2 separate regions of the Homo sapiens genome follow, and region 1 is linked to region 2. Evidence: read pairs that join two places in POLR2A ChIA-PET (ENCODE). Cell type or tissue: A673. All regions are shown on one strand. Each heading gives the region's core, and the rest is flanking DNA. Links, peaks and the distances in the headings are about the cores only. Region 1 has its middle 11 kb from the start of GIPR. Region 2 overlaps PPP1R13L (protein phosphatase 1 regulatory subunit 13 like).

The links. ChIA-PET counts read pairs that join two places held together with the same protein. Peaks named below come from ENCODE experiments on the same cell type or tissue, not always from the same donor. Only the 100,000 strongest peaks of a DNase experiment are listed, where the experiment ranks them.
Region 1: POLR2A ChIA-PET joins it to region 2 with 18 read pairs; 3 of 35 experiments call an interaction of 5 or more read pairs at or near these places.

The regions. Positions count from the first base shown.
Region 1 is chr19:45,655,729-45,658,630 of GRCh38, reverse strand. No RefSeq gene overlaps it. Among named protein-coding and RNA genes, the nearest start is that of GIPR, 11 kb to the left of the region's middle. In A673, for the core only: no CTCF peak of the experiment used is centred there; no DNase peak of the experiment used is centred there.
Region 2 is chr19:45,396,990-45,399,861 of GRCh38, reverse strand. It overlaps PPP1R13L (protein phosphatase 1 regulatory subunit 13 like), which reads left to right. Exons shown (of 13, transcript NM_006663.4): 2 at 1,523-1,598; 3 at 1,715-1,857; 4 at 2,804-2,872. The coding sequence starts at 1,544. Among named protein-coding and RNA genes, the nearest start is that of PPP1R13L, 6.6 kb to the left of the region's middle. RefSeq lists an enhancer at 283-1,281. In A673, for the core only: no CTCF peak of the experiment used is centred there; a DNase peak (open chromatin) is centred at 1,491; H3K4me3 peaks cover 536 bases.

The DNA.
Region 1 (2,902 bases), core at 305-2,804, 260 kb before region 2:
AAAATTAGCCGGGTGTGGTGGCGGGCACCTGTAATCCCAGCTACTCGGGAGGCTGAGACAGGAGAATCACTTGAACCCGGGAGGTGGAGGTTGCACTGATCCGAGATCGCAGGATGAGGCAGACAGATCGCTTGAGCTCAGGAGTTAGAGACCAGCCTGAACAATGTGGCAAAACTGCATCTCTACAAAAAAATATTAGCTGGGCATGGTGGCACGCACCTGTGGTCCCAGCTGCTGGGGAGGCTGAGGTGGGAGGATGGCTTGAGCCCGGGAGGCGGAGGTCACGCCACTACACTCCAGCCTGGGTGACAGAGTGAGACCCTATCTCAAAAAAAAAAAAAAAAAAAAAAAAGGAGAGAGAGACAGGGAGAGGGAAGGGGAGGAGAGGGGAAGGAAAGGGAAAGGAGGGGAACAGAGAGGGACGAAAACAGAGAGAGGGACTTATATCCCAGAAGAGAACAGGGATTAAGTCAGACTCCGTGAGACAGAGACGCATGGCTCCCCTCGGCGTCTTCCAGCCTAGTCTGGGAGGGCACATCTCCATAGCGACCTCCCCAGATCCTGAGGGCAAATATTGTCCTGGCCAGAAGCGTCTGGGCTATGTTGACATAATCTCATGCGGGAGGGGGAGGTGGGGGCTCCAGGGCCTCAGAGGCCAGCAGAGGGGCTCTCAGCTGGGGCCCTAGAGACGGCTCCAAAACCCAGTGTAAACCGCCAGCCCTGGGAAGGATCAATTGAAAGATTCAAACTTGTAGGGGTCCCTGATTGCTCCCTGGTAGTGCTCAGCAAGCCCCTAAGCCCCTTTTCAAGCCTCAGGGAGAGCAGGCAAACCTAGGCCTTTCCCTCTAGGCTATTTTTTTTTTTTTTTTCGAGCAGCGTCTTGCTCTGTCGTCCAGACTGGAGTGGAGTGATACAATCATGGCTCACTGCAGCTTTGACCTCCTGGGCTCAATGATCCTCCCACCTCAGCCTCCCCAGTAGCTAGGACTACAGGCACAGGCCACAAAGTGCAGCTAATTTATTTATTTGTTTGTTTAATTATTATGATTTTTTGAGATGGGATTTTGCTCTGTCACCCAGGCTAGAGTGCACGATCTCGGCTTACTGCAACCTCTGCTTCCTGGGTTCACGCGATTCTCATGCCTCAGCCTGCTGAGTGGCTGGGTTTACAGGTGGCCTCCACCACGCTCGGCTATATTTTTATTTTTTTTTTAGAGATGGGGTCTCACTCTGTTGCCCAGGCTGGTCTTGAACTCCTGTCCTAAAGAAAGCCTCTTGGCTAGGAGTTGTAGCTCACAGCTGTAATCCCAGCACTTTGGGAGGCCAAGGTGGGTGGATTGCTTGAGCCCAGGAGTTGGAGACCAGCCTGGGCAACATCGTGAAACCCTATCTCTACAAAAAATACGAAAAATTAATGGCGTGGTGGTGCATGCCTGTAGTCCCAGCTAGTTGGGAGGCTGAGATGGGAGGATTGCTTGAGCCCCGGAGGTCCAGGCTACAGTGAGCCAAGATGATGCCACTGCACTCCAGCCTGGGTGACAGTGAGACCCTGTCTCAAAACAAAATAAAACAAAACATAAAAAAGAGATCCAGTTGGCTGGGCGCAGTGGCTGACGCCTGTAATCCCAGCACTTTGGGAGGCCGAGGTGGGCGGATCACGAGGTCAGGAGATTGAGACCATCCTGGCTAACACAGTGAAACCCTCTCTCTACTAAAAATATGAAAAAATTAGCTGGGCGTGGTGGCGGGCGCCTGTAGTCCCACCTGCTGGGGAGGCTGAGGCAGGAGAATGGCATGAACCCAGGAGGCAGAGCTTGCAGTGAGCCGAGATCGCACCACTGCACTCCAGCCTGGGCGATAGTGAGTGCAAGACTCTATCTCAAAAAAAAAAAAAAAGAGAGAGAGAGATCCAGTCCGGGTGCAGTGGCTCACACCTGTAATCCTAGCGCTTTGGGAGGCCGAGGTGGGTGGATCACCTGAGATCAGGAGTTCGAGACCAGCCTGGCCAAGATGATGAAACCCTGTCTCTACTAAAAATACAAAAAATTAGCTGGGTGTGGTGGCGTGCGCCTACAATCCCAGCTACTCAGGAGGCTGATACAGGAGAATCACTTGAACCCAGGAGGCGGAGGTTGTGGTGAGCCGAGATCGCGCCACTGCACTCCAGCCTGGGCAACAAGAGCAAAACTCCATCTCAAAAAAAAAAAAAAAAAAAAAAAGAGATCCACCGCCTCAGTTTCCCAAAGTGCTGGGATTATAGGCGTGAGCCACCGTGCCCAACACTATGTGCCCTATGAGGGCAGGACTGGGGCTGTCTCAGTCACTGCTGTGTCTCCAGCATTGCCCAACATTGGTTCAGCAGAGGTCAGAGTTCAATGCATTTTACTGGACGTTTGTTACATGCCAGGCTATGAGCTTGGCAATGCTGGGGACCCTGGTGACTGGGACAGCTCTTGCTCTGGCTTTGTGAAGCTCCCAGCTCAAACATAAACCCAAGTAGGGGGACGAGCTGACAGAATGAGACGTAGAGAGAGAAACACAAAGAAAGAGGCCAGGCATGGTGGCTCACACCTGTAATCCCAGCACTTTGGGAGGCTGGGATGGGAGGATCGCTTGAGCCCCGGAGTTCGAGACCAGCCTGGGCAACATAGTGAGACTCTGTCTCTACAAAAAAAATTTTTAAAAATTAGCAAAGCACGGCTGCTCGTTCGTGTAGTCCCAGATACTCAGAAGGGTGAGGCAGGAGGATCACTTGAGCCTAAGAGGTTGAGGCTGCTGTGGGCCATGATTGCACCACTGCACTCCAACCTGGGCAATAGAGCGAGATTCTGTCTCAAAAAACAAACAAACAAAAAATGAAAGAATGAAAGAAAGTAGCCAGGTGCGGTGGCTCACGCCTGTA
Region 2 (2,872 bases), core at 373-2,872:
GCCTTGTGCCTCAGCCTCCTGAGTAGCTGGGATTACAGGCACATGCCACCATGCCCAGCTAACTTTTGTATTTTTTTGTAGAGACGGGGTTTCACCATATTGGCCAGGCTGGTCTCCTGGCTTCAAGCGATCCATCCACCTCGGCCTCCCAAAGTGCTCGGGTTACAGGAGTGAACCACCGCGCCTGGCTGGTTATTGTTGTTGTTGTTTTAAACATATTTATTTATTTGTTTGTTTTAAGACGGAGTCTCGCACTGTCGCCCAGGCTGGAGTGCAGTGGCGCGATCTCCGCTCAGTTCAAGCTCCACCTCCCGGGTTCACGCCGTTCTCCTGCCTCAGCCTCCCGAGTAGCTGGGACTACAGGCGTCCATCACCACGCCTGGCTAATTTTTGGTATTTTTAGTAGAGACGGGGTTTCACCATGTTAGCCAGGATGGTCTCGCTCTCCTGACCTCGTGATCCGCCCTCCTTGGCCTCCCAAAGTGCTGGAATTACAGGCGTGAGCCACCGCGCCCGGCGGATATTGTTTTTACTACATTTACTACATTATACCCCAAGCAGTAGGCATGGGTTCTAGTACACAGCAGACAGCAGAATTATTATTAAAAAACAAAAACAAGGCCGGGCGCGGTGGCTCACGCCTGTAATCCCAGCACTTTGGGAGGCCGAGGCAGATGGATCACGCGGTCAGGAGATCGAGACCATCCTGGCTGACACGGTGAAACCCCGTCTCTACTAAAAATACAAAAATTTAGCCAGGCATGGTGGCAGGCGCCTGTAGTCCCAGCTACTCGGGAGGCTGAGACAGGAGACTGGCATGAACCCTGGAGGCGGAGCTTGCAGTGAGCCGAGATCGCGCCACTGCACTCCAGCCTGGGCGAAAATGCGAGACACCATCTCAAAAACAAACAAAAACAGGATCTAGCACAGTGCGTCCTGGTCCCTAGTAAACATTCAGTAATTCATAGTTATTCCATCCTATGTTTACCGGCACATTGTAGGTGATCAATAGATAATTGTTCAAGGAGTGATTCAGGTCTTAGGACTGAGATAAAGAGATGGACACGGCCGGGCGCGGAGACTCACTCCTGTAATCCCAGAACTACAAAAATTAGCCGGGCATAATGGCGCGCGCTTGTAGTCCCAGCTAGGCAGAAGATTTGCTTGAACCCGGGAGGCGGAGGTTGCAGTGAGCCAAGATCGCGTCATTGCACTCCCGCCTGGGCGACAGAGCGAGACTCTGTCTCACACACATACACAAAAAAAAAAAAAAAAAGAAAAGAAAAAAAGAAAGAGAAAGTGAATTCCGGAGGTTTTAGACTGGGTTTGGACTTCTCCGTGGCGCATGGACTTGGCTTTGGAGGAGTTGGCATTTCCCAGCTGGGGAGGTGAAAGGGTAAAGGGCTTCCAGGGGAAGGAACTGAGTTGAGGCGTTGTCCCGCTCCTGACGGCGTCTGACTCCCTGAGGGCGGGGTCTAGAGGGGCGGGGTCTTAGCCAGCTCCCTCCCTCCCCACCATGCAGGCGCCCGCTCCGGCCGGCACCATGGACAGCGAGGCATTCCAGAGCGCGCGGGACTTTCTGGACATGAACTTCCAGTGTAAGCTGGAGTAGGGGGCGGGGCTGGCGAGGCGGGGACCTCGGCAGCGGGCGAGGGGTGCTGAGGCCGGCCCCTGCCAGGAGGCCAGGTCCTTACCTCCACTCCCACCTTCCCAGCGCTGGCCATGAAACACATGGATCTGAAGCAGATGGAGCTGGACACGGCGGCGGCCAAGGTGGATGAACTGACCAAGCAGCTGGAGTCGCTGTGGTCAGACTCTCCCGCGCCTCCTGGCCCGCAGGCCGGACCCCCTTCTAGGGTAAGCCTGGTTCCCACCTTGATCTCCAAAGCCAGCCTCTCGCCACAGTCCAGACCAGAGGCCTGGATTTCAGGCAAAATTGCCCCATATAGTTATGCAGGTTGTGGGCTCTTCAAGGGAACTTGAAAAAAGGGGACCAGGCCAGGCGCGATGGCTCAGACCTGGAATCCCAGCACTTTGGAAGGCGAGGTGAGAGAATTGCTTGAGACTAAGAGTTTGAGACCAGCCTCTACAAATGATTTTTTAAAAATCTGGCTGGGCACGGTGGTTCACGCCTGTAATCTCAACACTTTCAGAGACAGGCGGATCACTTGAGGTCAGGAGTTTAAGACCAGCCTGGCTAACATGGTGAAACCCTGTCTCTACTAAAAATACAAAAGTTAGCCAGGTGTGGTGGTGCATACCTGTAATCCCAGCTACTTGGGAGGCTGAAGTGGGAGGATCACACTAAGCCAGGGAGGTTGAGGCTGCAATGAGCCGAGATAGAAAAGAAAGAAAGAAAGAAAGAAAGAAAGAAAGAAAGAAAGAAAGAGAGAGAGAGAAAGCAAGCAAGCAGGGAGGGAGGGAGGGAGGGAAGGAGAGAGAGAGAAAGGAAGGAAGGAGAGAGAGGAAAGAAAGAAAGAAAAGAAAGAGAGAGAAAGAAAGAAAGAAAGAAATAGAAAAGAGGGGACCAGTGGAAGTGGACATCTAAAGGGACCCTCAGAAGGAAAGAGGTGTTTACCTAAGTGGCATAAAGGTGACATAGAGTAATGGGCTAGCCACAGTGCTGATTCAGGGCTGTCTCCCCACCACTACTCACCTGGGCTCTCTGTGCCTGAATTTCCATGGCCGGTCAGCCTCCTCTGGGTTGACCTCCAGTGATCTCTCTTGACACCCCCGCCCACACACCAACCCTTCCACTAATGTCTCCTTTGATCCATCCCTCAATGCCCTGGCCTCCCCACAGCCGCCCCGGTACAGCTCCAGCTCGATCCCTGAGCCCTTCGGCAGCCGAGGGTCCCCCCGGAAGGCGGCC